5 separate regions of the Mus musculus genome follow, and all the other regions are linked to region 3. The links are chromatin loops, found by intact Hi-C in ENCODE. Cell type or tissue: left cerebral cortex. All regions are shown on one strand. Each heading gives the region's core, and the rest is flanking DNA. Links, peaks and the distances in the headings are about the cores only. Region 1 overlaps Gm10570 (a long non-coding RNA gene). Region 2 overlaps Nkain1 (Na+/K+ transporting ATPase interacting 1). Region 3 has its middle 24 kb from the start of Tinagl1. Region 4 overlaps Gm46724 (a long non-coding RNA gene). Region 5 holds the start of Fabp3 (fatty acid binding protein 3, muscle and heart).

The links. Hi-C counts contacts between places; a loop is a spot of excess contacts. Peaks named below come from ENCODE experiments on the same cell type or tissue, not always from the same donor. Only the 100,000 strongest peaks of a DNase experiment are listed, where the experiment ranks them.
Region 1: a loop joins it to region 3, with 9 times the contacts of the local background. A loop is called at or near these places in 20 of 42 quality-filtered maps.
Region 2: a loop joins it to region 3, with 10 times the contacts of the local background. A loop is called at or near these places in 3 of 42 quality-filtered maps.
Region 4: it touches region 3 in a loop (2.6-fold over the local background); 22 of 42 quality-filtered maps call a loop at or near these places.
Region 5: it touches region 3 in a loop (2.5-fold over the local background); 20 of 42 quality-filtered maps call a loop at or near these places.

Annotation. Positions count from the first base shown.
Region 1 is chr4:130,289,911-130,296,015 of GRCm38, reverse strand. It overlaps Gm10570 (a long non-coding RNA gene), which reads left to right. Exons shown (of 4, transcript XR_868203.3): 4 at 4,527-4,819. Among named protein-coding and RNA genes, the nearest start is that of Gm10570, 15 kb to the left of the region's middle. In left cerebral cortex, for the core only: a CTCF peak has its summit at 3,507 (motif pointing right); a DNase peak (open chromatin) is centred at 3,507.
Region 2 is chr4:130,531,777-130,537,881 of GRCm38, reverse strand. It overlaps Nkain1 (Na+/K+ transporting ATPase interacting 1), which reads left to right. Exons shown (of 7, transcript NM_025998.4): 3 at 541-621; 4 at 3,837-4,034; 5 at 5,218-5,278; 6 at 5,731-5,812; 7 at 5,968-6,105. The coding sequence ends at 5,977. Among named protein-coding and RNA genes, the nearest start is that of Nkain1, 39 kb to the left of the region's middle. In left cerebral cortex, for the core only: CTCF peaks have their summits at 1,882 (motif pointing right) and 3,685 (motif pointing left); a DNase peak (open chromatin) is centred at 3,679.
Region 3 is chr4:130,195,380-130,201,484 of GRCm38, reverse strand. No RefSeq gene overlaps it. Among named protein-coding and RNA genes, the nearest start is that of Tinagl1, 24 kb to the right of the region's middle. In left cerebral cortex, for the core only: a CTCF peak has its summit at 2,399 (motif pointing left); DNase peaks (open chromatin) are centred at 2,021 and 2,391; H3K4me3 peaks cover 678 bases; H3K27ac peaks cover 802 bases.
Region 4 is chr4:130,242,893-130,248,997 of GRCm38, reverse strand. Gm46724 (a long non-coding RNA gene) reads right to left here. Exons shown (of 3, transcript XR_003955118.1): 2 at 2,098-2,477. Among named protein-coding and RNA genes, the nearest start is that of Gm46724, 9.3 kb to the right of the region's middle. In left cerebral cortex, for the core only: CTCF peaks have their summits at 2,494 and 2,701 (motif pointing right); a DNase peak (open chromatin) is centred at 2,713.
Region 5 is chr4:130,304,881-130,310,985 of GRCm38, reverse strand. It overlaps Fabp3 (fatty acid binding protein 3, muscle and heart), which reads right to left and starts at 2,248. Exons shown (of 4, transcript NM_010174.2): 1 at 2,136-2,248. The coding sequence starts at 2,208. It overlaps Gm10570 (a long non-coding RNA gene), which reads left to right and starts at 3,281. Exons shown (of 4, transcript XR_868203.3): 1 at 3,281-3,363; 2 at 3,502-3,666. In left cerebral cortex, for the core only: a CTCF peak has its summit at 3,097; DNase peaks (open chromatin) are centred at 1,417, 2,323, 2,882 and 4,016; H3K4me3 peaks cover 3,014 bases; H3K27ac peaks cover 2,501 bases.

The DNA.
Region 1 (6,105 bases), core at 433-5,432, 95 kb before region 3:
GCATGTGTGTGTTCGTGCACACACATACAATACACATATAAAAGGGAATTTCTAGAGCTAGTTTGGGGGGACCCAATCTCCCTTATTTAATCCCACATAAGGGGCTTGCTGAGCAATGTGTCTTACCCACCTCTGTGGCCCTTTCCAAGGAACATCACAACCCCAGAAAACAGACGCAGCTCCCCGTGGGGATCCCAGGAAGTCCCCCCATTAACCCCGTTTGGGAGCTTCCCTTTCTACAATTGTCGGCTTGTAACGACTCTGTACACCAGGCTGGCCTCAAAATCAGAGATCAAACTGCCTCTGCTCTCGAAATGCCGGGATCAAAGGCGAGCGCCACCTCCCGGGTTGTGGTTGGTATTTTTATGTCAATCGCATTTCCACTGAGGAGCCTGTGGTCAGTCACAGACACTTCACAGTGGCATGTTTCCTGGTCTAAGGGACTTTCTCAGTGGTGGAAACCAAGGGAGCGCTGGCTTTTATGGTGCCTTACCGATAACCTAGTTTCCCCCTAGCCACGCCCAGGAGGCGTGGCCCTGAGGCCAGGGGTGTAATTTGGACTTCCCAAAGACAATCCTTCCTATTTCAAGAATTGATCCAGGAACCACATGATCCAAGCCGCCAACGAGGCACCATAGATTTGTTCCTGCATATCAGAATGTGAGTTTGTTTTTCATTATTAGGTCTGGGCAGCCCTGCCTTGCCCTTGGCTGCGGCCCAGCTCCGTAACCTACTCTGAGATCCACTCGGCCCGCCATAGTCATTGACTGCCCGTGTTCACCCCAGTGACACACTTAATTTGTGCACATTCCCGTTGCGGTTTGTTCAGACTAGAGTGTAAACATCTTTGCAATAATAAGTGCCTTTGGTTAGCTTGCAAAGGGTAAAGATTATGTCTTGAACGCTGTTTACTGTACGGCCAGCACTGACTGCAAGGTCTGGCGTTGAACACGGCCTGGGCAACAGTGAGACCCCATTTCGAACAGAAAACCAAACCAAACCAAAAAAAAAAAAAAAAAAAACTATTATTTTTTAAAAATAGATGGGCCTGGAAATTTGGCTCACTGTTAAGCGTGCTGAGCACACACATGGATCTAGGTTTAACCTCCAAAACAAGACAGGGAGGAGGTGTGGGAGAGACCCTGTGTTCAATGCTAAGTGGCCTTCTGTTGCCCTGCGATGATTGTTTTTGTCTTTTGCGACAGGATCTTACACTGCAGCCCTGGATGGCTTAGAGCTCACTAGATAATGCCCATGCTGCCCTCAGATGAAGCGTTATGCCAGCCTCCATGTGTTGGAGTGATAGATAAGAGGCACCCCACCCCGGTGGGAACCGATTCCCACAGCTCTTAATCTCCCTAAGGCCCTAGTTCCTGCTTCAATTCCTGAATGTTGGAACCAGTGGGGCCCTGGGATCCTGAGCTCGCACAGCTTGGTAATGCCATGAGAAACCAAGCCTTGGGCTAGGGAGGTGGCTTGCTTAGTTGCCAAAGCGCCCGCCTCGAGGACCTGAGCTTGTGTTCCCAGAAAAAACAAAAACAAAAAACCCCCCACAATGTAGGGCTGGCAGGATGGCTCAGCAGGTAAGAGCACTGACTGCTCTTCTGAAGGTCCTGAGTTCAAATCCCAGAACCACATAGTGGCTCACAACCATCCGTAATGAGATCTGATGTCCTCTTCTGGTGTGTCTGAAAACAGTTACAGTGTACTTACATATAATAAATAAATCTTAGGGGAAAAAAAAAAGGAAAATGTGAGTGGGGCCATGGTGGCTCACACCTTTAATCCCAGCACTCGGAGGTGGAGGCAGGAGGATCTCTGTGAGTTCAAGGCCAGTGCGCTCTACAGAGAGAGTTCCAGGACAGTCGCAGCTGCACAGAGAAACCCTGACTCAAAAATTCGAAAAAAAGACAGGGAAAAAAAAAGTGATACCATGTCCCATCTTCTCAGTGAGAGGTGAGCCTGTGCAAACCTGTGGGCTAGCCTGGCCTTTATGTGAAGACAGGCTGGTGAGAGACAGTCTCAATCAAAAGGCAGAATGCCCCTGAAGACAGAAGCTGAGGGTGTCCTCTGAGGTCCAGATGTACCTCTGTTCCCACCTACCCCAACAAGCCTGCCTTTCTTTCTTTCTTTCTTTCTTTCTTTCTTTCTTTCTTTCTTTCTTTCTTTCTTTCTTTCTTTCTTTCTTTCTCTCTCTTTTCCTTCCTTTTTTTATTTTTTTTTATTTTCTTTTATTTTTTAAAAAAGATTTATTTATTTTATTTATGTGAGTCTTCACATACACCAGAAGAGGCATCAGATCCCATTACAGATGGTTGTGAGCCACCAAGTGGTTGCTGGGAAGTGACCAGAGCTCTTAACCACTGTGCCATTTCTTCCGCCCTCCTTTTGATTTTCAAGACAGAGTTTCTCTGTGTAGCTCTGGCTATCCTGGAACTCACTCTGTAGACCAGGCTGGCCTTGAACTCTCAGAGATCTACTGGCCTTTGGAATGCTGGGATTAAAGAGACATGACCATCAACACCTGACTTTCTTTCTTTCTTTCTTTCTTTCTTTCTTTCTTTCTTTCTTTCTTTCTTTCTTTCTTTCTTTCCTTCCTTCCTTCCTTCCTCTTCTTCTTTCTTCTTCTTCTTTCTTCTTCTTCTTTCTCCTCCTCTTCCTCCTCTTCCTCCTCCTCCCCTCCTCCTCCTCCTCCTCCTCCTTCTTCTTCTTCTTCTTCTTCGATGAGGGGGTCTCACTGTCTAGCCCTGGCTGATCTGAAACTCACCATATAGAGCAGAGGTTCTCAACCTGTGGGCCATGACTACTTCAAGAGCTGTTTGTAGAGGTGGCCTAAGACCACTGGAAAACACAGATATTCACATTATAATTCACAACAGCAGCAAAAATAAAGTTATGAATTTTTATGGATGGGGGTCCCAACAACACGAGGAACTGTATTAAAGGGTCGCAGCATTAGGAATGTTGAGAACCACTGGTGTAGACCAAGCTGGTCTCAAAGCCACAGATATCCACCTGACTCTGCCTCTCAAGAGCTGGGGTCAATGGTGTGACCTACAATTTTCAGCCTTATTAATTATTTTTAATGATATCAGGGAGTGGTTAAACCTAGGTCATAAACCCTGGACTGATCCTGTTTTGTTTTGTTGAACTCCATTTGACTCTGAGATTCTGGTCCTCCTCCCTCCGCTTCTGCATTCCAGTATTGCAGGTGTGCAGCATACTGGGTCTGGGCAGCGCTGTAGAACCAACCAAACTTCCTGCGTGCTAGAGAACTTGGCTTAGAGCCACACCCCAACCTATGGGCTCAGACCACTCATTCCTTTCTAAGAGACAGAAACAGGTTCAGAGAGATTTAGAGTAAGTGACAGGAACGAATCTGAGGGTTTCTCTGGCACCGAGACATCCTTCTCTTCCTCTTGAGACCTGGAAGTGAACTGCATGGACACCTGAGTTTCTCTAGGGTCAGGAGCTGGAAGCAGATGGCGTCATGCACCAATGTGTCCACCAGGGGGCACCAAAGAGCCAGGTTAGGAGCACCTTACACTTCGTCCTCATTTGGACCAGACTAGAAGACTTCTGAAGGTCACCCTGAGAGTTAGGGGCAGAGCTGGCCTCTGAGCTGGGCCTTCTGACACCAATAAGCTGCATATTCTGGGTGGCTGACAGTGTCCCTACCCTTCTGGGGGTTTACCCCTCCACCTGGGTACTGATTGTCATTGAGGCCAGATTCCTCCTCATCTCCGCTCTGCTGTGAGAACGTACGTGTCTTTAGATCAATGAGGATCAATAAGAAGATAATTCTTGCTTCTTCCCATGGATTGATAAAAGTTAATGCTTTACTAAAAATACTTTCTGGGATAGCCACAGGGGTGGCACACACCTTTAATCCCAGCACTTGGGAGGCAGCTCTCCATGAGTTTGAGGCCAACGTGACTCAGGTTCAGTTCCCAGCACTGACCTGGAGTTCCAGGAGACCCAGTGCCCTCCTCCAACCTCCCCAGCACCAGGACATATAGGCATACACACACACACACACACACACACACACACACACACACACACACACACATACACATACACATACACATACATATACATACATACATACATACATTCATACATATATATATATATGTATATATATATGTATATTCAGATGTGTGTGTATATATACATGCAGGAAAAACACGTGTGTGTGTAACATAGAAACCTACGGGTGCACTGGGAGGAGAGGGGACTGATATGTGATGTAAAAGGAGTACATAAAATTTTAAAAGTCTAAAACATAAAATCAAATAAAGGAAAAAAAAAGCCACCCTTCAAGCAGGATACCACTTTGCTCCCAGACCAGCCACTTCCTGGCCTTTGGCTGTTTCCAGTGTTTGTGTCGACCTGTGAAACCAAGTCAGATCAAGCAGTGATCTTTTACTTGGCCCGTGAGCTATGAGTGGTTTTAATTTCTGTAAAAATATCCATTATTACTTTGATTTGTTTTAATTATGTATATGTCTGTCTGTCTGTAGGAGGGTATGCGCATTTCCAAAGATGTCCTCAGAAGCCTGAAGAGGGTGTTGGGCCCCCTGGAGCTGGAGTTACACTCATCTGTGAGCTGCCTGACATGGGTGCTGAGATCTCAACTCTGGTCCTCATAGAGGGCAGCAGATCCTCTTAGCCACTGAGCTATCTTCTCTAGCCCCTGGATTCCCACCCCCACCCCCCAGTGCTGGGGATAGAACCTGAGAGCTTTGTATAAGCTGGACCATGGTCTGGCCCTGGTCTACACCCTTACACCTTTTAAAAAGATAACTTATGTGCATAGGTGTTTTTGCCTGCATCTATATCTATGCCCTCGCATGCATTCAGTGCTCACAGAGGACAGAAAAGGATGTCAGCTCTCCTGGAACTGCAGTTATAGATGGTTGGAAGCCGCCATATTGATAGTGAGACTCAAACTCATGGCCTCTGCAAGAACAGCCGGCGCTCTTATCCACTGAGCCGCCTCTCCACCTCTCCAGCCCTCTTTTGTTTACTTGCTTATTTATTTGTTTATTTTTGAAACAAGGTCTCCATGGATCCTAGGCTGGCCTCAAACTCACTGTGTAGTTGTGAATGACTTGGAACTGGGGAGCTTCCTGTCCCCAAATGCTAGGGTGGCAACTGTGTGTCACCATGCTCACTGTACTTTCTGGGTTTGAGACAATGTTGCACAAAGTTGCCCAGATTGACCTAGAACTTGCTCTGTGGCCCAGGAATACCTTGACTTTTGGTTTTCCCAAGTCAGTCTTCCAAGTAGTTGGTATCACAGGTCCTGGCCACCAGGCTCTGCTGGAAACCTTCATTTGTTTGTTTGTTTGTCTAAAGCAGAGACTTGCTATGTAGCTCTGGCACTCAGATCCAGTGCTCACTATGTAGCCCAGGCTGGACCCCTGCTCCTGGCACACTTCTTGCCTCAGTCTCCCCAGTGCCGGGATGATAGGTGTGTATTACCATGTCTGCATGATCCCTTTGCTTTCTGATGGTTCAATGTAAAAACAAAACAAAACAAAACTCTTGTTTAGTCACAGAGCTACTAAAATATTGTGAAGTTGAGATTGGCACTGCATAACTGTGATCTCAGCCTTTGGAAGGCTGAGGCAGGAGGATTGATAAAAAGTTCCAGGCTGGGCTGGTGAGATGGCTCAGTGGGTAAGAGCACCCGACTGCTCTTCCGAAGGTCCGGAGTTCAAATTCCAGCAACCACATGGTGGCTCACAACCATCTGTAACAAGATCTGACGCCCTCTTCTGGAGTATCTGAAGACAGCTACAGTGTACTTACATATAATAAATAAATAAATCTTTAAAAAAAAAAAAGTTCCAGGCTAGGGCTAAATAGCCCAACTGTATCTCAAAATTCAAAACAAGGGAAAGCAAGATGATTCACCAGGTTAAGGTGCCTGGGCACAGCCTACTGACCTGAGTTTGGTTCCTGAAACCTCACAGTGGGAGGGGAGACGAGCTTTTGAAATTGTCCTCTGACTTCTGCATTTGCACTGTGATGCTTGTGCCCACACACATTCACATTCACACATGCTCAAACTAAACACACGTAGTAGGAATAACA
Region 2 (6,105 bases), core at 695-5,694, 340 kb before region 3:
TCAGAGATCTGCCTGCCTCTGCCTCCAGTGCTGATATCAAAGGCGTGCCGCACCCACCACTGTCCAGCCCTGATTTGTATTTTTTTTTTTTTTTTTTTTTGGTTTTTCGAGACAGGGTTTCTTTGTGTAGCCCTGGCTGTCCTGGAACTCACTTTGTAGACCAGGCTGGCCTCGAACTCAGAGATCTGCCTGCCTCTGCCTCCGGAGTACTGGGATTAAAGGCGTGCGCCATCACGCCCGGCCTGATTTGTATTTTTAACAGACTCCTCAAAGTAATTGCAATATATCTAGAGGAGCTTCCTCCCTCTCTAAGGCCCTGGGCTAAGGGCCAGCCCTGCCTCCTAGCTGTGTGATGCAGAGAAGCTCAGACAGCCCCTGTGTCTTAGTGAAGGGGAAAAGATACACCGGTCTGCTATGCAGGACTATGAAGGATGGGTGTGGACTTGTAACCCCCAGTTTCCCTTGAAGTCTGTCTCCATTGACTACATAACCCTCCCTGTACTCACTGCCCCCCCCCTTACTCACCTCTACTTTCTGCAGTATGCAGCCTGGCTTGTACTCTGGGTTGGCTGGAACGCCTTCATCATCTGCTTCTACCTGGAAGTTGGACAGCTATCCCAGGTAAGCCTCAGGCCTGGTGGTGTGCAGAGCACACCTTGACCTTTGCCGTCCTTACTGGGGGCTGGGACATAATCTCTTCCACACCCCCTTTCTCCCTCTGCACACTCCAATAATCTGTGCAGCCCGCTTGACCCCCATTTTTGTTTCTGGCTTCTTCTGTGCTTCTTAAAAACAAGAATGGCCCGGATGAGGCTAAAGGGCACCTGCCGTGAAGATGAGCCGAGGGCTCTATTGACCACAGGCGCAGTGAAAACTGAAGGTCTGTGTTGGCACATGATGATATGCTCAGAGGAAGGTGAAAATGTCACACACGCACATTTTATTGCTTAGACACAGAGGCGCGGCGGGTCCAGGGCGGATCGATATTTTTCAGAAAGGAAAGAGAATAGGGTAGCGTTTGTTCAGGGAAAATTGAACAAACCGTGTCATGTGGAGAAGAAACTAAAGAAAGCAGGGGTGTGTGCCTGGAAGAGCAGCAAGCCCAGAGATGTGCAACTTCTATTTTTAGGTATAAAGGAGGACAAATCCAGGAATAAAAACTTTGGCTTCATGGCTTGACCCTGCTCCATTTAAATCTCTGCTGTAACACTGCCCAGCAGTTTGACACTGGGCAAATGGTCTGTTCTCTCTAAGCTTCAATTTGTTCTTTCTTTAGATGTGTTTATTATTTATTTTACGTGTGCGCGTGTGCTGTAGTTACTTTTTTATTGCTGTGATAAAATACTATGACCAAGGCAGTTTATAAAAGAGTCTTAATTTGGGTGTCAGTGGATTAGTTAGAGTCCATGATGGCGGAGCAAGGGGTTGGCAGCAGAGAGCTCACATCTTAAGCCACAACCCCAAGGCAAAGAGAGAGATCACTGGGCTTTTAGGACGCCAAAGCCTACCTCCCATGACACATCTCCTCCAGTAAAATCACATCCCCTTTTTTGTTTGTTTGTTTGTTTGTTTGTTTTGAGACAGAGTTTCTCTGTGTAGCTCTGGCTATCCTGAAGCTTGCTCTGTAGACCGGGTATGCCTATAACTCAGAGATCCACCTGTTTCTGCCACTCGAGTTCTGGGATTAAAGGTGTGAGCCACCACTGGGCAAGACCATGCCTTCTCATCCTCCCCAAACAGTCCCACCAACTGGGGACCAAATATTCAAACACATGAGCCTATGGGGCTGTGGGATGACAGGGACTCCTCATTCAAATTACCACAGAGTGCATGGTCTGCATGCACATCTTCTGCATGCACATCCCTTCATCATGTGTGTGCAGTGCTGGCAGAGACCAGAAGAGGGCGACTGAACCCAAGGAACTGGAGTTACAGACAGTTGTGAGCTGCCATGTGAGTGCTGAGAATAGAACCCTGACCCTCTGGAAGAGCAGCCAGTGGTCTTAACCACTGAGCCATCCTTCCAGTCCCACCCATTTTTTAATTAATTAATTAATCAATCTATCTATCTATTTTAAAGACAGAATCTCTTTTTTTTTTTTTTTTCTGTTTTTCGAGACAGGGTTTCTCTGTGTAGCCCTGGCTGTCCTGGAACTCACTCTGTAGACCAGGCTGGCCTCGAACTCAGAAATCCACCTGCCTCTGCCTCCCGAGTGCTGGGATTAAAAGCATGCGCCACCAAGCCCGGCTTAAAGACAGAATCTCTTGTAGCCCAGGCAGGCCCCTAACACTCTGTAGCTAAGGATGACTTTGAACTCCTGACTTTCCCAAATGCTGGGATTACAGTCGTATGCCACACGTGGTCCTGGGGAGGGAACCCAAGACAGACATCCCCAGCTTCCTTCAAACCAGCTTGGAGAAATGGTTCAGTTGGCTAGAGTGCGTGATGTGCAAGCATGAAGGCCTAAGTTCAGATCCCCGGCACCCACATAACGCCTTCCAGTGGCATGTATCTGTAACCCCAACAGTGGGAGGTGATGGGGAAGGGCAGAGAAAGAGATTTCCTAAGGTTTTTCAAGGCAGCCAGTCTAACCAACCTTGTGAACTCTAGGATCTGTGAGAGACCCTGTCTCAAAAAATAAGGCAGGGGGGTCTAGGGAGATGGCTCAGCGGTTAAGAGCACTGACTGTTCTTCCAGAGGTCCTGAATTAAATTCCCAGCAACCACATGGTGGCTCACAACCATCTGTAATGGGATCTGATGCCCTCTTCTGATGTGTCTGAAGACAGTTACAATGTACTCATATACATAAAACAAATCAATAAATCTTTAAAAAAAAAAAAAAAAAAGGTAGGCCAGAGAGAAAACTCAGTGTTTGCTTTGTAAGCCTGATGACGCAAATGACGCAAGCTCAATTCCAGTGGTGGAAGGAGAAAAGAGAGCCAACTCCCAAAAGTTGTTTTTAGACATCTGGACGTGTTCTGTGACACATGTGCACACACAGGCACACATATCACCACCAACAACAATAATTAAATTTAAAAGAAAAAAGGTGAAAGGGCAATTGAAGAAGCCACCCAATGTGGACACACACACACACACACACACAGGGATGGACACACACAGTAGAAGCTTTAATCCCAGCATTTGGGAGTCAGGGGCAGGCAGATCTCTAAGTTTGAAGCCAGCCTGCTTTACAGAGCAAGTTCCAGTATAACAGGGCTACACACAAAAGCCCTGGCGGGGGTGGGGGTGGCGGATGGACCATAGGCAACCCCATGTGGTTACATACATGAAGCTCGATCACAGGCCTGTGTGTTTGCTGCCTGGTTAGTGTGGTGGTCTCAGTCTGACTGAAGGAGTGAAGGAATTGGTGGGTACATAGATGCACACCCTCTAAACAGCTGACCTAGCCCAGCCCCTTCTCCATCTGACAAATGGGAGAGTATGGATCAAGGAGAGGAGAAATTGGTCCAGAGTCACATACAGAGCAATGGGAATCCACTGGGTTGTACGGTAACTTGTATTGCAGATTTCAAAGATGCCAGGGGAGTTAGACCCTGTCTCTCTGTTAATGTTCTTCTAAGTCTGAAATTCAGAGGCTCCAACTTAGGCTCAACTGGATAGCCATCTCAAGTGATACCAGTGTGAAGTCAATGTGATCATCTGCTGCCACCTGCTGGCCAGGTTTGGACTTGCAGGTGCAGGCATTTCCCTCACAAATCAAGCTAGAGAAAGAAGAGCAGGCTGTGAGAATCCACATGGTAGGGGGCACCTGGGGAGAACCCTCCTACCCCTCCCCACCGCTGAGTATCTCAGGCCCCTCTGCCCCCCAGGACCGGGACTTCATCATGACCTTCAACACATCCCTGCATCGCTCCTGGTGGATGGAGAATGGTCCAGGCTGCCTGGTGACTCCTGTTCTGAACTCTCGCCTGGCCCTGGAGGACCACCACGTCATCTCGGTCACTGGCTGCCTGCTTGATTATCCTTACATTGAAGCCCTCAGTAGTGCCCTGCAGATCTTCCTAGCTGTGAGTCCTGTTCATCACCCATCCCCATATTCCCAGAAGTACAGACTCTAGTCCATCCATTCTTTATCCCCATTTAAGAGATGACAGGCCAGATATGGTGGCATAGACTCGCAATTCCATCAGGCAAGAGGCAGAGGCAGGAGGATCAGGATTACAAGTCTGAGATCAGCCTAGATTACATAGTGAGCTCCATACCCTACCCTGCCCAAGAAAGAAAAAGCAAAAGAATCCTGTGTATTCCAGCTCCATTTGTTCCTGTGTCCTGTGACACCTTCCTCCTCCTTCCACCCATCTCCCATCCCCCAAGAAGGGCATAGGCAAGTTTCATGAATGGGATGAGCCGTCAGGCCAAGTCCTGCTGGGCTTAGAAATCTAATCTAATACACCCCCGGGGACCTTGGATAAGTCATTTGCTCTTTCTAAGCTCCCTTGCTATTTGCATAGAAAGGGCAGTGCCAACCTTACAGAGCTTTGAGAACAAGAAAGGAGCTTCATCCGGGCATTGGTGGCACATGACATTTATCCCAGCACTCAGGAGACAGAGATAAGCAGCTCTCTGAGGTCCAGGCCAGCCTGATCTACAGAACAAGTTCCAGGACAGCCAGGGCTACAAAGAGAAAACTTGTCTCCAAAAAAAGCAAAAAGTAGAATAGAAGGGGTTTCAGATCGAGTCCACAGCCAATAATCAAGGGCAGCCTGGGCTGCTTGGGACCATTAATAGGAGGGCCAGCCTTGTCTTAGGGACCTTACACAGGCAGGGTCATAGAATCCTTTCACCTAACAGTCCAGTGATATGACCCAGGCCTAACCGGGAAGACTGGGGCACAAAGGAGTGAACTGCTTGTCAGTCACAGCCTTTTCCTTTTTCTTTTCTTTTTTTTTTTTGTTGTTGTTGTTGTTGTTTGTTTGTTTTTGTTTTTGTTTTTCCGAGACAGGGTTTCTCTGTGTTGCCCTGGCTGTCCTGGAACTCACTCTGTAGACCAGGCTGGCCTCAAACTCAGAAATCCGTCTGCCTCTGTCTCCCAAGTGCTGGGATTAAAAGCGTGCGTCATCACTGCCCGGCTACTCACAGCTTTTTCATGCAGCATTTAACTTAAATGTTTGCTTTGGACAGGCATTGAGTTGGGTGGGTAGAGGGGACAGGGACAACTTCTCTCTCTCTGATTGTTATCCGCTCTCTTAGCTGTTCGGCTTCGTGTTTGCCTGTTATGTGAGCAAAGTATTCCTGGAAGAGGAGGACAGCTGTAAGTGTGTCTCCCCACCACCACCACCACCACCCCCGGGGGTCTTTTCAGCACCGTGGACAGGGCCTCCTCCCCTCCTGGTTGCCCAGGGTCAGCTTGGGAGGAAAGAAGAGACACCAGGGATGGATGGGGTCTGCGTAACCACTCTGGGTTAAGACCCAAATGTCTAAATACTCAGTCCAAGACCCCAGAACCACTTTTGCCCATACTGGACCTAACTGCATAGAAGGGTTCAGAGCCTGAGGTTTTTCCTTCAAGCCTTTCTTAATCTCCGGGGGCGGGGGTGGGGGGGCGCAACACTTGACCCTCCCCTCTCCCACTCCTACGCACAGCCCGATCCCCAGGTCCACGTCCTGGGCGTGGCTGTTCTGGCCCCACCCACCCCTTCCCAGGAGTGGGTGTTCTTCACCTTCAAAACCCAGCCTTCAGGACTCACCCCTTCTCTTCCTCAGTTGACTTCATCGGTGGCTTTGACTCCTATGGATACCAGGCGCCGCAGAAGACGTCGCATTTACAGCTGCAGCCTCTGTACACGTGGGTCCCTGGTGGGGGCGGGGTGTTACTGGAGGGACAGTCATTAGTGTTGGTGGGAAAAGGGGGGCACGGAAAAGGCGTGGGAATCCGGGTCTCCTTGTCTGCCTACTCGCAGGCCTGCAAATGCACTTCTAACCTGCTCTTGTTTCCTGCAGGTCCGGATAGCTTCTGTCCCACCCGCGTACAGTTTTCCCTGGACCACTGGAGCCTGAAGCAGTGCTGTCCGGAGGCGCGGATCACGATAGGCAGGCGCGCCCCTGGTGGCGCTTAGGCTAACTGCAGCTTGTGCAGCC
Region 3 (6,105 bases), core at 485-5,484:
AACCACATGGTGGCTCACAGCCATCTGTAACGGGATCTGATGCCCTCTTCTGGTGTGCATGAAAACAGAGCACTTGTACACATAAAAATATGTAAACTAATCTTTAAAATGAGGAGGAGGAGGGAGAGGAGGAGGAGGAAGAGGAGGAGGAGGAAGAGGAGGAGGAAGAGGAGGAGGAGGAGGAGGAGGAGGAGGAGGAGGAGGAGGAGGAGGAGGAGGGATGGGTGTAGGGCCAGAGGGCTGTGCCATCAGACAGAAGAACTAGTCAGATCAAGCAGGCTCAAATCCTGGGGAATCTCAGAATTGAGACAGGCAGGCATGGAGCCAGCTCCCTGCCAAGTTCTACTTGTTCAGAACAGGTAACCATGACCCCCCATGGAGAGGGCCATGACAACCAGTCCCACAGGGACAACACCTGAAGTCCTTCCCCATGCAAATAGAGCATCCCTAGTATCTCAGACTGAGCTATTGGGAAGCATTTACTCCCGGTTCACACCCTCCTCCCAAAATGTTTATCATGTCCCCATCTACATGGAATAAAGTGCACGAGTTATTTCACCAAGAGTCATCGGAGAGTATCTGTTTTACTGAGCTGTGACACACTGGATCAGTTTTCTCTCCGGAAGCATTCTGAAGCCTTCATTGCTGGACCTTGGATCTGCCTGCAAGCTGGGCTCAGTGCTCCTGACCGCCACTGCTGGCGCTCCCTGGGCCGGGTGCTACTTCTCGCCTTTCTCGCTGTCCATCGTACTTCCTGCCTCTGGCTTGCCTCACAGCTCCTGCTGTGGTTCCGGACTGCATGCTACTCGCCACCTTCCACCACTGCTGCCTCTGGCACTGGCGCTGCTGGATGGTAGCAGTAGCGGGAGAGACCCAGGCTACTTGCACAGGCTTTCATGCCAGACCAGAGCCCCTTGGAACCTTTCGTTCAGGCTAGACCAGAGATCCTCGAAATTCATCCCTTCTGCTTCCTTGGAGAACGATAGAGAAAGATGCCTGGAGACCCCGTCACGGACTGCAATCGGCCTCCTCTGAGCAGCAGTAACACCGCCAGGCAGCCCGACAGATGGGTATAAGAGGAAGTAAAATCGGACTTCAAGCCGGGCATGGTGGTGCAAGCCTTTAATCCCAGCAAAGGCAGAGGCAGGCGGATTTCTGAGTTCGAGGCCAGCCTGGTCTACAAAGTGAGTTCCAGGACAGCCAGGGCTATACAAGAGAAACCCTATCTCGAAAAACAAAACAAAACAACAACAACAACAACAAAATCGGACTTCAAGGTTTAGGGCCAGGGCTGCCCTTTCATGGCTAGGGTGGGGAATGGGGGTTGGGTGGGTGGAAATCAAGGCTCTGCTTCAACAAGTTTGGAGGGCCCTACACCCTACAAGAACCAGTTTCTAAGGAGAGGTCAAGATGAGAGAACGAGAGGGGACAATATTGGGTGGCCTCCACAGTTCTGGGTCAAGGACATCAGCAGTAGAAAAAGAAGAAAAGGATGCTCGGCTGTATCCAAGGCTGCTGATGAAAGAAACGAGATGAGGTGAGGGAAAAAACAAGATGAGGCGGAGGCCACTGATGGGCTTCTGGGGTCCAAGGAGTGTGAGGGAGCCCAGCACGGACAGCTCCTCAGGGAGATGTACTGTAGCAGAAACGGAAGGGAAGGCTGCAGGAAGACGGGGACCAAAGGAAGAGGGAGGGTTCATTTTAGGGTGAGAAATCATGCTCTGAATTCCAAGAGCAAAATCCGTCAAGGAAGAGAAAGAAGGCTTAGAAGCCAGGCGGGAAGCGGGTTAGCCCTCAAGCCAAGCAGGGCAGGGTGGAGGGCGAGTGATGCATCGAAGCCTGTGTAGAGCACTGGAGCCAGCAGGCTGAATTTTCCTCAGATTCGCTTCCCAGTGATTCAAGTACCAAGGCCATCACGAAGAGAAGAGGGCAGGAGGAGCTTCTTGTTCCCAGAAGGGAGCAGGCACACAGCCAGAACAAGGCTGGGAGAGGATTCGCCTGCGCACCGCTGCGGGTTGTGCAAGGACAGCTGGAGTCAGAGAGCTGTCGGTTTGTCCTCATCCGTGTCCTGCCGTGGGCACAGGTACAGAGTGGGTGGAGGTTGATGGAGGTACAAAGACTGGGAGATGCCTGACACTTGAGGTGGCCCGGGATCTCTGCAGATCCCGACTCCACCCACGACCCCGGAAGTCCTCGGGACTTTTTCCTACCCACATGTAGAAGCAGCTTTCCCTGGGTCCCCTCGCCAGTACGAAAGCCAGGGATTAAAGTCTACCGTCCTCGGTGGGTCCCACTCTTCAGCGAGGTCTGAGCACAGCAAACATGGCTCAGGATCAACCCAGGTGCTAGGTGCCCTGCTTAGTCTATGCTTCAGCCACGGTGCCTTTCTACCACCTACTGGCCGTGATCGGCATTGCGCCTGGGTTGAGCTCCCATTGGGTTTCTGAACTCCAGTTATCAAAGGCCAAATGAGTCTCCACCACCACCATCCCCGCCTCTCACCCGTCCCCGCCCCTTTAAACCTTCGTTTATTTTGTATGTGTGTGAGTGTGTTTCCAGGGGACACACTCTTGCCACGATGACCACGTGGCAACCAAAGGATAACTTCCAAGAGTTGGTTCCCTTCTCTTCCAACCTTTGTGGAGTTGTGGGGATCGAAATCCTGAAACCAGAATTGGTGGCAAGACACGTTGATCCATTGCAGCACCACCCCCCTTTCCTCTTTTTCTTTTGCAACCCCACCCCACACCTTCTGAGGCGCTAATAGTCTAGAGAGACGATTCTCAGTAGTCATTTGTCCTTGCCTACTTCATTCATTCATAATGCTTACTGAGCACTTACTCTTTGCCACATTGCCGTGGGCCCCAGGGTTAGTCAGGAAGGGAACAAGAGAGATCACAGCTCTTTTGCAAGGGCATCCTTGTGGGAGTGGAGGGAGACAGGAAGTAGATAAGGAGATAAACTAGAGAATGATAGAACGTGCTGGATGACGAAGGGAATTCAGGGAGTGCCCGAGAAGGTGACGCACAGATGGAATCAGAGGATACAGAAGACAGCTCATAGGCTGGGGAGGAGGCTGGCCCAGAAGCACTGACCAGAGAGGCTGACAGGTCTGGGCTGACCTAGGAGGTCAAAGAGGAGACGTGGAACTCATTAGCCTCCTGCCTCAGTCTCCTGACTGTTGGGGTTACCGGCATATACACGGCATCCACACAGCAATGGGAGCTTTGTAAAAAGAGGGAAATACCTGAAATTCTTATATAACTTCCCCCAAAGTTAGACGCTATTGTTGTCGTCAAACATCTTAGTTGCTTAAAGCTGATCTTCATTCAGACCCACTGGATCATCTCTGGGAGGTGAGACCAGGAGTCTGCGTGTTTAATAAGTAGTCTGGAAGGTTCTCCTTAAAACAAAATCCAAGGACTGGACAGGTGACTCAGCAGTTAAGACCCTATGTTGCTCTTGCAGGGACCTGAATTCAGATCCCAGAGCCCACATCAGGTGACTTACAAGTCTCCCTATAACTTCTACTCCAGGAACATCCTATTCTGACCTCTGCTGGCATCCCTATGCAGGTAGTACACACACACACACACACACACACACACACACACTCATACACATAAATAAAAAATCAAGCTTTAAAAAGTAAAATACTTAAACTCTACAGTGAAATTTAAAAATTTTAAACATTAATTTATATTTATTTGTTTACTTTGTCAGAGGTGAGGGACTAGGGGGTGGGGGAGTAAGGGGTGGGCACATACCATGGCATGCATGTGGCGATCAGAGGACAGCCTGGGAGAGTTGGCTCTCTCCTTCCATCCTGTGGCTTCAGGGAATCAAATTGAGGTCAGGTTTGGCAGCGAGTGCCTTTATCCACTGAGCCATCTTCCTAGTCCCCAGATCGGTTTTATGCTTAAATACAGCACAAATGCAAGAAACCACACTGATTAAAAGCCACCATAGAAGCCAGGCGGTGGTACCATATACCTTTAATTCCAGCACTCCAGAGGCAGAGGCAGGCAGATTTCAGAGTTTGAGGACAGCCTGGTCTACAGAGTGAGTTCCAGGACAGCCAGGGCTACATGGAGAAACTCTGTCTTGAAAAACCAAACCAAACCAAACCAAACCAAACCAAACCAAACCAAACCAAACCAAACCAAACCAAACACAAACAAACAAAGGCGCCATGGGAAGATGACTCAGTGGTTAAGGCACGCTCTTCCAGTGGCTCTGAGCTTGGTCTCCAGCTCCCGTCAGGCAGTTCACGGCTGCCTGTAATTCTAGCTCCAAAGGATCTAAGGCCCTTTATTGACCTCCAGGGATACCTGAAAATATTGAAGCAGACACACAAGCACATGCATACATGAATGCACACATGCACACACATGCTTAAAACAAAATCTTTTTTTAAAAAAATCTTTAAAATAAATAAATAAATAAATAAATAAATAAATAAAATACCGTGTAAAACAAGGCGCCGGGTAGTGGCTCATGTCTAAAGCCAAAGCCTGGCCACTACCATTTGCCGAAGAGGCTCTCCCTGTATTCCCCCCAGGTTCTCACCCCTGTCCCCAAAGAGAAAACATCACCCCAACTTCCTTTTTTTGGATATGGTTTTGGGTTTGTACAATTTCGATGTTTTCTTGCTGTGACAAAACAAAAGCGGCGTTGAGGAAGGGAGGGTTGTTCTGGCTCAGGGTTTGAGGCTATCGCCCATCACTTGCAGGGAAGGCGGGTGACAGGAACTCAAGACAGCTGGTCACAGGAACCGGAGGCAGAGAGATAAACTGCAGCTGCTCAGCTGGCTCGTGAGCATGAGAGCTAGCGCTCCCTCTCCCTCTCCCTCTCCCTCTCCCTCTCCCTCTCCCTCTCCCTCTCCCTCTCCCTCTCCCTCTCCCTCTCCCTCTCCCTCTCCCTCTCCCTCTCCCTCTCCCTCTCCCTCTCCCTCTCCCTCTCTCTCTCTCTGTTTTATTCAGTCTAGAACTCCAGCCAAGGCAATGGCGCACCCCATATTTAGGGTGAGTCTTCCCACCCTATTGAACCCAACTTAGAAACTCCCTTGAGGACACGCCCAGAAGCCTGTCTCCTAGGAGATTTCCAATGCCACTCTGTTGAAACCCTCTAATCGTCACGATTGGTGTGTAATTTATATTTTAATTTTTATGATAAAAAAACCTTCAACCTTTCACCCTACTGCGGTCCATCCAGCTGAAACAAGACAACAACGTTGTCACCAGATCCCAACTGTCCTGGTTAATCCTTATGTCAACTTGCCAGATCGCTCTGCAGCCACGCCTGTGGGGACAGCCCTGATTGTAAATTGTTGTGGGAGGGTCCAGACCACTGTGGATGGTGCCAACAGCGATCAGGCCAGAGGTGAGCACGAACCAGCCCGAGCAAAACCAGCAAGCAGTGTCCCTCTGCGGTATCTGCTTCCATTCCTGCCTCCAGGTTCCTGCCGTTGAGGTCCTGCCCGGTCCTGCCCGGACTCAGCGAAGTTTAGGCTGAAATAAACCCTTTTCTTTCCCAAGTGGCTTTCGCTAGTGCCCAGAGTGTTTGGTCCCAGTAACAGGAAGCCAATCCGAACACAGCTTAAAGAGCCCCAGGAGAAGGTAGAGGATCAGGTTCCTCATTGTCAGAGCTGTGCTTGCTTTGATGTTTCCTAGCATCCTATTTAGCCTTTCTATCTCTTTTCCTCTTGTAAGTCATTTGTTTGTGAAAGCAGGCCATTTGTCAGGGTTTGCCACCATGGCTGCCAAGTGCAGCCCCACAGCGCAGGGCTTGTGTTCCCCCACTGACTCCCTGCTCACTGGTGCATAGTTATTACAGGCTTAATCCCGAGTATGTTTGATTTTTTTTTTCCTTTTTGACAAGCCTAAGCAATGAATGCATGTTCAGCATCAGGAAACCCTTTGCATTGTGTTTCTCTCTGTGTGCCTCTCCCTCCCTCCTGTTCTCCTCCCCTCCCTGCTATCTCATTGTGCATTTCTTACTACAGACCTGAAATTGGACCAGCGACCTTGCTAAGCATCTAGAGATGGCGTTGCTAGTTAATACGTCGGATAAATGCCTACTTCTGGAAACTGTTTAACAGTTCGC
Region 4 (6,105 bases), core at 576-5,575, 47 kb before region 3:
TTAATGGCAGGTTTTGTTGGGCACACCCCTTCTGAAATCCAATGCTCTCTAAATCAGCAAAGACACTAGGACTGGGCAACTTGACTCCCCAATTAGCAGCTATTGAATCTTGTTGTCTTGGCTGCCTAGAGCAAACAGCCAGGCCTGACTGCCCTTATGCCAGCACCAGCCTTTTGGAATACTCCACAGACGCCCTGAGACAACTATACAAAAGACAGCAGCTGAGTGCCTTGGCTCCCGAGAGCCAGGGCTGCTCGGAACATTTTGTAGTGGATTTTTTGCTCTAACAAGGCTTGATGTATAAGTCTAGGTAAAAAGATCCCATAGTTGTCCCATTTGTTATCCTTTTTTTTTTTTTTTAAAGATTTATTTATTTATTTTATGTATATGGTTACACTGTAGCTGCACAAATGGTTGTGAGCCTTCATGTGGAATTTTAGGACCTCTGCTCACTCCAGTCAATCCCGCTCACTCCGGTCAAGTCCTCTTGCTCAGGTCCAAAGATTTATTTATTATTATATCTGAGTACACTGTAGCTGTCTTCCGACATACCAGAAGAGGGCATCAGGTCTCATTACAGGTGGTTGTGAGCCACCATGTGGTTGCTGGGATTTGAACTCAGGACCTTCAGAAGAGCAGTCATGTACTTAACCTCTGAGCCATCTCTCCAGGCTCATAACCATTATTTTTAAAAAGTTCTTTGCATACATATACTTTTTCCAATCATGAAAATGAAAACATATTTTTATGTCAATGTAATGGATGTGTTTATTTTTATATAAAGAATTAAATCATGGCTAAATTTTCAATGCTACAAGACACAGAGCATTTTCAACATTTTTCAGAGTCAATTCACATTTGGCTTTTATAACTGTCAATGTGGAGAGCACCGCTTTGCATAAAAATGTAGTATAAAGTGGTGTAAGTGGAGGAAGGGTGGTCAGGGCTGTTTCTCTAAGAGCAGGAGATTTTGTATGTACAGTAAAGATGCTGCAGATCATCATATACAGCAGTTTCGAGTCTGAGCTGAAGTTTTCAGGCAGCACTGAAGTTGTGTGACCTGATAGCATGTGGTGGCATGTGCTGACGTGTGTTGGTATGTCATGTGTTCACACCCAAGGCTGCATCAGAGTCTCACAACACAGGTGAACTATGCCAGAGACACATTTGAATTTGAATTAAGTTTTGATTATTGCCCAATCAGAAACCTTTTACCATTGCCAATTTTTTGGTGACTTCTCTATTCAGTTATAGGATTCTTTATGAAGTCACTACCTAAGTTTAAGATTTGCTTTGGACTGGAGAGATGACTCAGTGGTTAAGAGCACTGGCTGCTCTTCCAGAAGCCATGAGTTCAATTCCCAGCACTCACATGGGAGTCCACAACCATCTGTTACTCCAGTCTCAGGGGATCCCCTTCCCTCTGCTGATTTCCAAGGGCATCAGGCACACACGTACACAGGCACATATGCAGATAGAACACTCATACATATAAGATAAAAATTTTCAATGTAAAAAAAAATTAAACACACACTTTAGGACTGGGAATGCAGCTCATTTGGCAGAGTGTAGACCCAGCATGCATGGACCCCTGGGTTTCATTCCCAGCACTGAATGAAACTGGGCACGGTCGTGCATATCTGTAATCCCAGCACTTGGCAGGTAGAGACGTGAGGATTAGAAGTACAAGGTCATCCTTAGCCAAATAACAAGCTCGAGTCAAGTTTGGGCTACATGAGACTCTGTAGGAGGAGGAGGTAGGAAAAGGAGGAGGAGGAGGAAATAGAGATGGTAAAGGAAGAGGAGGAGAGAGGAAAAGGAGGAGGGAAGAAGAGGAGGAAGAGGAAAAGAGAAGGAGGAAGAGGAAGAAGAGGAGGAAGAAGAGATGGTGGAAGAAGAGGAGGAGGAAGTGGTGGTAGTGGTGTGCTAGATAACCCTGCAACCCCTTCTATCTTGGCCAGAGGAGATGCACTTCCCCTGGTGGAGGGACTGCATAAGAGGCCAGGTCATGACTGTACAAAATCACAGACTTTAAAGCCTGTGATTGGCCTAAACAAGTCCTGTGATTGGTTCAGAGTGATTGGCTCACTGGCTTACCTGGTGAGGAGCTGCTTTCCTGGTCTTGTAACACTGGAGCAGTAAACTCTGGAATTGCCTGCTTTCAGTATTACAGGCCTGCTGGTGACATGAAGGCAGAGGCTGCAGAGGCTGCAGAAGGCTGCAGACATCATCGTTATAATAGCAGCAGTGTCCCAGCAGCTTGATAGCGGAAGCAGTGACTGTCTGCTGAAGAAAGCCAAGGCAGCAGCTTCATAGATAGAGACATCCTGGTGACCTTGGAAGCCATCCTGACACCTCTTGCCTAACTTCCAATCCCTGGTGTTGGGGTTCCAGTGACACTGCTTGGGGCTGGCATCTGGTTACTGAGCCCAAGATCCTGGCTTCTCAGCACAATGCCGCCAATGGCTGTACAAATGCTGAAATAACAGGAGGACATGGTACAGGCACTTGTCAGCTGAAGTTGTAACTGTGGAGGACTCAGGGTCACCCACTAGCTGCACCCACAGACCTGAACCTGCCTGACTGTGCTGGTAGGCACTGGGAACCACACCCTGATCCAGCAATCCAGGTTGAGAAGTTGTTACCCTGGCTGCTGGGAAGGGCCAAAGGGCCTGATTCAGAAGCCTGCATAGCAAGTCTAACACTAGAGGGCGCTCTTTGCCGTTGCTCATGCCTGTCTTTGCAAGACGGATGGGAAGCCGCCTGGGAGCAGCATCTGTAGACCACAATTTCTATCCAGGTGGAGCAAAAGAAATCCCGACAGTTGAGCGGTGACAGGGAGAGACTTGGGCTGAGACAGTCAGGTGGGGAGCAGAGGAAGGGATTGTGCCCATTGCTTGTGGTACTGGGTCACTACAATTGTCAAAGCAATTTGTTTCCTGCATTAGAGAATGAACCTACTTGCCTCTGGCATAACAGGCAAATAGTGCTGTACTACTGAGACACATACTGAGCTATATTTTTTACTTTTATTTTTTTCATTTGAGACTCCAAGTTGTACAGACTGGACATGAACTCATTCTATCCAAAGCAATATTATTGATTAAATGAAAGCTACCCATGTACTTTCACCTAGAAAATTCTGTAATCTGTATTACAGAATGAAATGTAAGTACGAAAGAGTGGAGGTGCCAAAGACAAGGGTGCACAGAGGTACAAACACAAGGATGGACAGATTCAGGTACACACACAGGCATGGCAGGATGCAAGTACACACACACACACGCACGCACACACACACACACACACACGAGAGAGAGAGAGAGAGGGAGAGAGAGAGAGAGAGAGAGATGGACAGATGTAAGTATACACACAGGCATGAAGGATGCAGGTACACAGGCATGAAGGATGCAGGTACACAGGCATGAAGGATGCAGGTACACAGGCATGAAGGATGCAGGTACACAGGCATGAAGGATGTAGGTACACACACAGTTATGGACAGATGTGGATGGCCCCGGTGATGCCTGTATTTGGATGTTAATTCTGATTTCCCAGGAGGGGTTGTCTGGAACAAGAAATGAGTCACATACTCAGGTGACTTCTTGTGAACCTTCTCCTAATGAATAAAGGAGCCAATCACTGGGCGAGTAGACGGGACAGAAGAAGAGAAGAAGCAGGAGAGAGTTAGGGTCTTTTTGGACCAGGATAGCCAGAGGGAAAGATGTAGCTCCTGGTGTCTCCTGGCTTATATGGTGAATCTGCCGGGATTTGCCACTGGAAGATTTAAATTTAATATGGCTTAAAAGGTTAGGATTCTAGTTGTTGCACCCAGCGATTGAGTTACCATTGTTTCTGAACTAACTTTGTGTGGAGTTTTCCTTCACGCAGCAGTTCGACTGGGTTCAAGAGAGAAAGGTATGTTGGCACAGTGCAGGGTTGCCAGATGTGCACCACAAAGGCCGTGGGGGTTTTGAAGTATGGGCTGTCGTGGTAGCAACTGCCAGTGGGTATTTAGCAAGCTGGGTGGAGAGATTGTGGAGCTCTGAGTCAGATAGTCTCCACGAGATAAGAACTCGATGGTGAGACTGCCGGGATTGAGAGTAGCTGGGTGTAGTGAGGGAACTTGCCGTTCATAGTTAATATTTCCACAACATAGAGATGTAGGTATACACACAGGCATGGCAGGATGCAGGCATACACACACACACACACACACACACACACACACACACACACACACAGAGGCATGGCAGGATGCAGGCACACACACATAGAGGCATGGAAGGATGCAGGTATACACACATAGGCATGGAAGGATGCAGGTACACACACAGGCATGGCAGGATGCAGGGACACACACACACACACACACACACACACACACACACACACACACACACACAGAGGCATGGAAGGATGCAGGCAGGTTGGAAATATCAAAGATACTGTTGGGTAGCAATGCTTGTAACAAAGCTGGAAGCAAATTTCAAGCCAATCTATCTGTGAAGGAATGGGTACAGTTAAATAAATGTTACTACTCCTTAGCAAAGAATGATGAACTAGCTTTAGATCTGAGGGGTTCTCAGCCTGTTTTGAGAAGAAGTTTGCATTTTTAAAATGGTCCTGTGGTACTTAGGGTTTCTACTGTGATAAAGCACCATGACCAAAGCAACTTGGGGAGAGAGGGGTTGGTTTTGATATACACATACACGTTATGGTAACAATCCAGTTGGTCCATCACTGTGGGAAACCTGGAGGCAGGAAGTGATACAGAGCCCATAAAGCTGTGCTACTTACTGGCTTGCACCTCATGGCTTGCACCCCATGGCTTGTACCTCATGGCTTACACCTTGTCTTAGTTAGGGTTTTACTGCTGTGAACAGACACCATGACCAAGGCAAGTTTTATAAAAAACAACATTTAATTGGGCTGGCTTACAGGTTCAGAGGTTCAGTCCATTATCATCAAGGTGGGAACATGGCAGCATCTAGGCAGGCATGGTGCAGGAGGAACTGAGAGTTCTATGACTTCATCCAAAGGCTGCTAGTGGAAGACTGACTTCCAGGAAACTAGGGTGAGTATCTTATGCCCACACCCACAGTGACACACCCATTCCAACCAGGTCACACCTATTCCAACAAGGCCACACCTTCAGATGGTGCCACTCTCTGGTCCAAGGATATACAAACCATCACACACATCATGGCTTGTACCTCGTGGCTTGTATCTTATGGCTTAGACCTCATGGCTTGCTCAGCTTGCTCTCCTATAGCACTCAGGACCCTCAGCCCAATCTTATGGAGGTATTTTGTTTTGTTTTGTTTTGTTTGTTTGTGGGTTTTTTGTTTTGTTTTGTTTTGTTTTTTTTTTGCTTTTTTGTTTTTTGGTTTTTTTTGGTTTTTCAAGACAGGGTTTCTCTGTATAGTCCTGGCTGTCCTGGAACTCACTCTGTAGACCAGGCTGGCCTCGAACTCAGAAATCCGCCTGCCTCTGCCTCCCGAATGCTGGGATTAAAGGCGTGCGCCACCACTGCCCAACATGGAGGTATTTTCTTAACTGAAGTTCTTCCTCTGGGATGACCAGCCAACACAGGTCCTTTTAAGATTTATTTTATTTCGTTTTTAAGTGTATGTGGGTGTCATCAAAGGCCAGAGGGAAGTATCAGATCTCCTGAAGTTGAAGTTACAGGTAGTTGTGAATTGTTCAGTGTGGGGACTGCAAACCAAACTTGGGTCCTCTGCTAGAGCAGTGTGTGCTCTGGAATGCTGAGCCATGTTGCCAGCCCCAAAGACCTTCCTTTTATCTCCATTCAGAGATGAGCAAGTGTCTGGAGGCCCAAGATTACACCGCTGAAGGGCCAGGGAACTGACCCAGGGCCCATCACTGAAGTCCAGGCTGTACCGATTCATCTGCTCCCGACCAGGATACGTTCCAAAGTTAGACAAACTCAGCTTCAAATTCTAGCTCTCATTCGATCTATGACTTGTCTGCTGTCTTAGTCAGGGTTTCTATTTCTGCACAAACATCATGACCAAGAAGCAAGTTGGGAAGGAAGGGGTTTATTCAGCTTACATCTCCATGGTGCTGTTCATCACCAAAGGA
Region 5 (6,105 bases), core at 352-5,351, 110 kb before region 3:
GGCTACACAGCAAGAAGTGAGAGGCTTGGCTTTGCCTACTGGTATCTGTGTGAGTTGGGCTTCAGCAGTGAACCAAGCTGTTTTCCCAGGACCCACCTACAGGTAGGTGTAGGGTGCCAGTGAAGCCAGTTACTGCTGGAAGCTGGGGTGCATCTAGACTTTACTGGCCTTCAGCCTGTCGATATTTTTAGGCTAAATAGAATTTCAGTCCCCTGACTAAAGCTGGGTTCAGCACCCACAGAACAATGGCCTGAAGACAACATGCCCTGAGGCAAAAAGAAGTCTAGGAAGGCAGCGGCAGCTCAGTGAAACAGAACTAAGCCCAGGTAATCTAGTACTCCCTAACTTGACAGCCAACTAGCTGGGTGTGGGCTCATACCTCTAACCCCAGTGCGGGAGAGGCAGAGACAACAGGACCTGGTCTCCTTAGGGAGTTCCAGGAGAGCCAGGGATACACAGTAAAACCCTGTCTTAAAAGACAAGACCAGCTGCCTTCCTGGAGAGCCTCAGGGTAGGGTAGGTGCCGGTGGGAGCCCTGTCTGGAGATGTGGTTCAGCAGTCGCAGTGCTTGCTTAGCACGGGCAAAGGGCCTTGGGTTCCATTCCCCAAACCAAAAGGACAAATTGCTTTGTGGGCCTGTTTCAGAGAAGAGCTGGAAGTAGGTGAGAGGCAACTACACACATCCCTCAACATGTCCGATTCCAGCCCTCCTTCCCGGGGAAGACGGAGTGGAAGCTAGCTCAGGCATGACACAGTCCTGTTTTCCCTGCCCCAGCCTCCTAGACCAGGATGATATAGCCAGGGACTCCGCAGGTAGAGGTCTTTATCTAAGCTCAAGGCAAGAAAGGAAGGGCTGGGGCCGTCTTGGATAAGTGGTTCATGTGACATTCCCCACTGTTGAAATGGGAAGAACTCTAGGTAGTTCTGGGTTCTCAACTATTTGGAAGGCCGAGATGGCAGGTTACAAGATCAAAGCCAACCTGGGGAAGTTAGTGAGAACCTGTTACACAGAGTAAAAAGAGGGTGTGTGTGTGTGTGTGTGTGAGTGGGGAGTATAACTCAGCAGTAGGGGGCATGCACAAGGCTCTAGTTCAGTCTTCAAAAAGAAATCCTGGGCTTTCCTATGAGGCGATGAGCTCATGTGTCCCAAGCTGTCTTCCTATTAAGTAAATCATGGGACTCTTCCTTTCTTTTTTTTTTCAAGACATGGTTTCTCTGTGTAGTCCTGGCTGTCCTGGAATTCTCTCTGTATAGACCAGGCCTAGAACTCGGGAGATTCACCTGCCTCTGCTTCCCAGAGTGCTGGTTAAAGGCGTTGTGTCACCGCCCACACCACACAATTTCCCCAGCCCCAAGCCACACTCTCCCTTCATAGCTCTTCACCTTTCTTCTGACACCCTCTGCTCGATCCCAGGCTTTCTTCACCCTATCCCCAGCACTGATCCGGTGGCCGACTGGTGCGGCCGGGAAGCCTATGTGTAGTGGTCGTCTTGCCCTGCTCTAGCAGCAGCGTCTCCGACTGATCCCAGGGGTGGCTGCACACACTGTAGGTGAAGGTCAGGCTGGTGAGAACCAGGGCATCTTCCAGAGAGAGGCCTCTTCACTACCCCAACATGGAGGGGTAGGGCTTGTTGCTGACTGCCTGGCTGTATCTTCACCTCTTCCCAGATGGAATTCACTGATTTTCTTTAGTCTTCCTCCAGGCTCTGTACACTCCTATCTGCTCTATTCCCTTTCGGAATTCAATTTCTGGACCACCATGCTCCTCTTTGCCTTCTCCTGCGGCCAGCCTCCCGCCCTTCTTTCCCTCCCCTTTCCACCTCCGGATCACCTACACTGCTTCCTAGAAAGCCTCCCATCCCGGACCTCTGCGGCCACAGCTGCCTCTACCCTTCCCCTCCAGCTACGAGGCTCGCCAAGCTTGGACCGCGACACCCCCCTCCCAGGAGGCCGGGGTGGGGTGGGGTGGAGTGGAGTGGCTTCAGCCCAGGCCACCCTCCGCACCTCAGTATTCCCTGTCTGGACTGGCTAGGAGCTTGCGGGAGGCACATGGGGGCACTCCCCCTGGGAGCTCAGCGCCAAGACCGCCTTGCCGGCCCTCCTGACCCTAGATCCTGCGCCGTTCGTTCGCTCACCGAGTGACTTCATGTAGTCATCAAAATTCTTGCTGTCCACTAGCTTCCAGGTACCGACAAAGGCGTCCGCCATGGTGCGATGAGTGAGGAGGCGAGCAGGCACTGAGAACCGCAGCTCCCGGCTGGACAGCCTCTTTAAATAGCCCTCGCATCACATGATGAAAGTGGCCCACACCCCTCGCTCCCGAAATAGGAAGCCGGGGCTTGCACTCCCGCAAAGGGCTGGGGCCCATCCCCCACAGCCCTCCCGTCGCCTACGTCAGCGGCGCCCGCGGTCCTGTTGGTGCCATCTAACCCATCCCTGGCCTGGCTGCGGGGCGCTTCCCGCAACCCAAGTAGAGCATCCCCCGGCCATACTGAAAGGAAACTCGCCCTTGAGCTGGTGCCACGCTGGAGAAACGCCGCTTGATCCTTCTGCCGCCTTGTTTTTTAATTCGCTGTGGTTTTATTCTTATATTGTGTATGCTCGTGTAGGCGTACTTATGGGGAAGGGGTGGGAGACTGGGGCGTTCGTTGTAACTCGCGGGAGTCCCTTCTCTGCTTCCACCGTGTGGGTCCCACGTATCAAACTGGGGTTGTCAAGGCTTGACAGCAAGGGCCTTTACCCAAAAACCCATCTCAACGGTCCTATGTCCTCTTCTTGTAGAAGAGGCTCAGAGGCTCGGAGAGGAATGACGCGGTCGCCGTAAGTAAAAAAGAATTGGAGCCTGGACAGAGAGCATGGTCTAGTGGCCTTTGAGCCCTCTTGCTCCTACCAGACAAGTGGAAAAGAGTTGCCTTGGACACCGCGGATGGCTGAGCTGCCCAGCGCCTCACCTGCTGGCGGAGAACGTGACCTTGCTTCCCTCATGCTAGCCCCACACGTGCTAGCCCCTCCCTGCGGAATGTCTCCCGCCTGCGCCTTTCTCCGCAGTCCCACCCGTCGCCGCTGCCTGAAAGCGCTTCAGGCTTTATTTACTGACCTCTGAGCTTGTGCCAGGGTCGTTCTTCACTCCGCGAAGACAATTTGTCTATTCAGAGGGTTCTTCCGGCCTCGGCCACCTTAACTCCCGGAAAGCCGCGACCCTCTGCTGAAGTCAGTTTTTTCCCCTGACTTCTGCCACTAGACTGCTTGTCACCTTAAAGTACGTTATTAAATAAGACCCGACTATTGATGGTTGTAGCCTACTTCAGGGCATGGTCACACTCAACTTTTTCGTTGGTAGGTGGTATCATCCCCTTTTTACAGGTGAGTAAGGGAACCTCAGTGGAGCCTATTCCTTAGTTCAGCAGTTTCTGTTTAATTATTACCAAGTCAGCATCTCAATGTGTAGCAGGGGTTGACCTTGAACTAAAGATTCTCCTGCCTCTGTCTCCTGGGTTACAGCTGTGTGCCGCTGCTCTGGCTTGAGCCAACAGTTAATACGGCACCTGCACCTGGAGGCAAGAGATTCCTGAGTTGGGGGCCAGTCTGAGCCAAGGCAAGATACTCTCTCAAAGTAAGCTCCTGGTTTGTGCGGGCCCTGCTTTGGAGAAGTCCACATGGATCAAGGTACAGGCTAAAGTACTCCCTCTGGGAGTGACTCTAGGAGGGACCTGTCCTGACTTGGGGATTCAGAGGAAGAGGGACATAAATGAATTTCTGAGCTCTCTACACGGGACGGAGTGGTAAGCACAGAACTTTGGCCTCTAGAAGGTTGTGCAGGGTAGTCATTCCGGAACGGTTACCAGAGCTCTGGAGCCTGACCAGTATACCTGCAGTGTGGTGAGGCCTCCTTCCTGGGCCTCTGTCCCCGTGGAAGTTCCTTTCTCCCACCCATGGGCTGTTCTGGGAAGGAGGCCAGTGAGGAAAAGTCCTCTCACCCCTGTCTTGATTCCTTTGGAGAGTCTAGTTGCCAAAAGGCTGAGAGGTCCAATTCTGCCAAAGCTACAGGGACGGGCCTCAGGGCTGGGCCTGGAGCCCTGGTGACCTCAGCGATAGAGCAGGTGCCAAGGGAGGGAGGGCATGGGATGGTTTCTGATTCAAGGTCACAGGCTTTAGGCAAGGAGCCTCTTCTCTCAAAGCCTGAGAGGCCTGAGACCCAGGGACCAGAGCAGTCTGCTTACATGGAGTGTGGAATGTAGTGCTGGAGATCTGGGGCTGGCGGACAGCTGCTGGCAAAAAGATCTGTGTTCTAGACCCGATCACAGCTATACTAGCCATGCCATGTGGTCTTGAGCAGTTCACTTAAGTCACTTGGAATCAGTTTCATCTTTGAAATGGGAGATATTTGGAAATCATTAGAGAAAATACATTAAAAACTCTGGTTTTGTTTTTTTTGTTTTTGTTTTTTTTTTTTTTTGACAGAATCTCTTTATTTAGCCCTGGCTACCCTGGAACTTACTATGTGGACCAGGATAGCCTCAAACTCAGAGATCTACTGGCCTCTGCCTCCTGAGTGCTGGGATTAAAGTCATGCACCATCACCTGGCCCTGATCTTCTTTCTTTTCTTCCTCCTCTCCCTTCTTCTTCTTCTTCTTCCTCCTCCCCCTCCCCCTCCCCCTCCCCCTCCTCCTCCTCCTCCTCCTCCTTTTCCTTCTCCCTAAGACTGGGTCTCTCTATGCAACCCTGGCTATCCTGGAACTCACTCTGTAGACCAGGCTGGCCTCTGCCTCCCAAATGCTGGGATTAAAGGCGTGCACCATCACCTAGCCAGTTTGCTTTCAAGAATAGCCACTGAAAGGAGATAAGATAGCTCAGTGGGGTAAGGTGCTTACCATGCACACATTCAGCACCCACATAAAAACCAGGTATGGTTGTTCATGCTGTAACCTCAGCACTGAACAGGGCACACAGACAGGTGGATCCTGGGTAAGGGTGCTTGCTGGTAAGTCCATGTAGCAGAAATGGCAGGCTCCTAAGTTCAGTGAGAAGCCCTGTTTCAAAAATAAAGTAGGCAAGAAAAAGAACAAAACCTTTAACCTCTTTAATTCTATCCCCGAGGAAGTAGGAAGTAGGAAGCCAGGGCTGCTAATGAGACCCTGTCTCAAGAGAATGGTGGAGAGTGACAGAAGACACCTGTCACATCTGGCTGATGTTTACCCCTACAGCCTTGAAGGGCAGCCAGGTCTTAGGCTTCAGGGCCGTAAGACACGGTGCTGACTATCCTGTGTTCTTGTGCTGAGCCCTGCCTGAGCTGAGCAGCACAGGATCTTGAATTGAGACCTTGAGCTATAGACCTGTGCAAAGCGCTGGCCTGGGCCACGAGGATTGATCCTCAGCCACACCCTCTTTCCTTCTGCTAGGTTTATTGTTGTTGTTGTTGTTTGTGCGCATGACCGTTGGGTGTGAGCTGCAGGCATGAGTGTGTGGAGGGCAGAGGACAACTTTCAGGCTTCTTCTTTCCTTTTACTCTGGGTTTTGGGACTAGAACTCAGTTCATTAGGCGCTCACAGCAAACACATTTATCCACTGGACCTCCTGCATGCTAGGCAAATGCTTTCCCATGAAGATCTATATCCCCATCCCTCAGTTATTTTTGTTTGTTTGTTTGTTTGTTTGTTTTAATTTGAGCAGGATCTCACTTAGTTGCCCAGGCTGGCCTTGAACTTACGCTATAGCCCAGGTAGGCTTTGCCTCAGTTTTCCCAGGCTTGCACCACTTGCTTCAGCTCATTCTCCCTTCCAAGTGTGTACGGCTCACACTTCCTTCTCTGAGGGAATACATTCAACTTGCCCCGGTTATGCTCCTTACACCAGAAGCTGGGGGTGGGTCTCGTCTCTTTCCTCACCCTTCTAGCCTCTCATAGATCCAGATGTGGCTATCACATCTGGCAGGCATCCGTGCCCTTCAAGAGCAGCATCTCCCCCAGTCTTCCCCCTATAGTGATTCTATGTTTCCATGACAACCACAGGCTGGGCCTAGGAAGAGGAGAGGTGAGTAACCAGGAGGGAGCCCTGGGATGGGCTGTAGCTCTGGCTGATCTGTGGCCCCTGGGGGAGGGGGAAGAG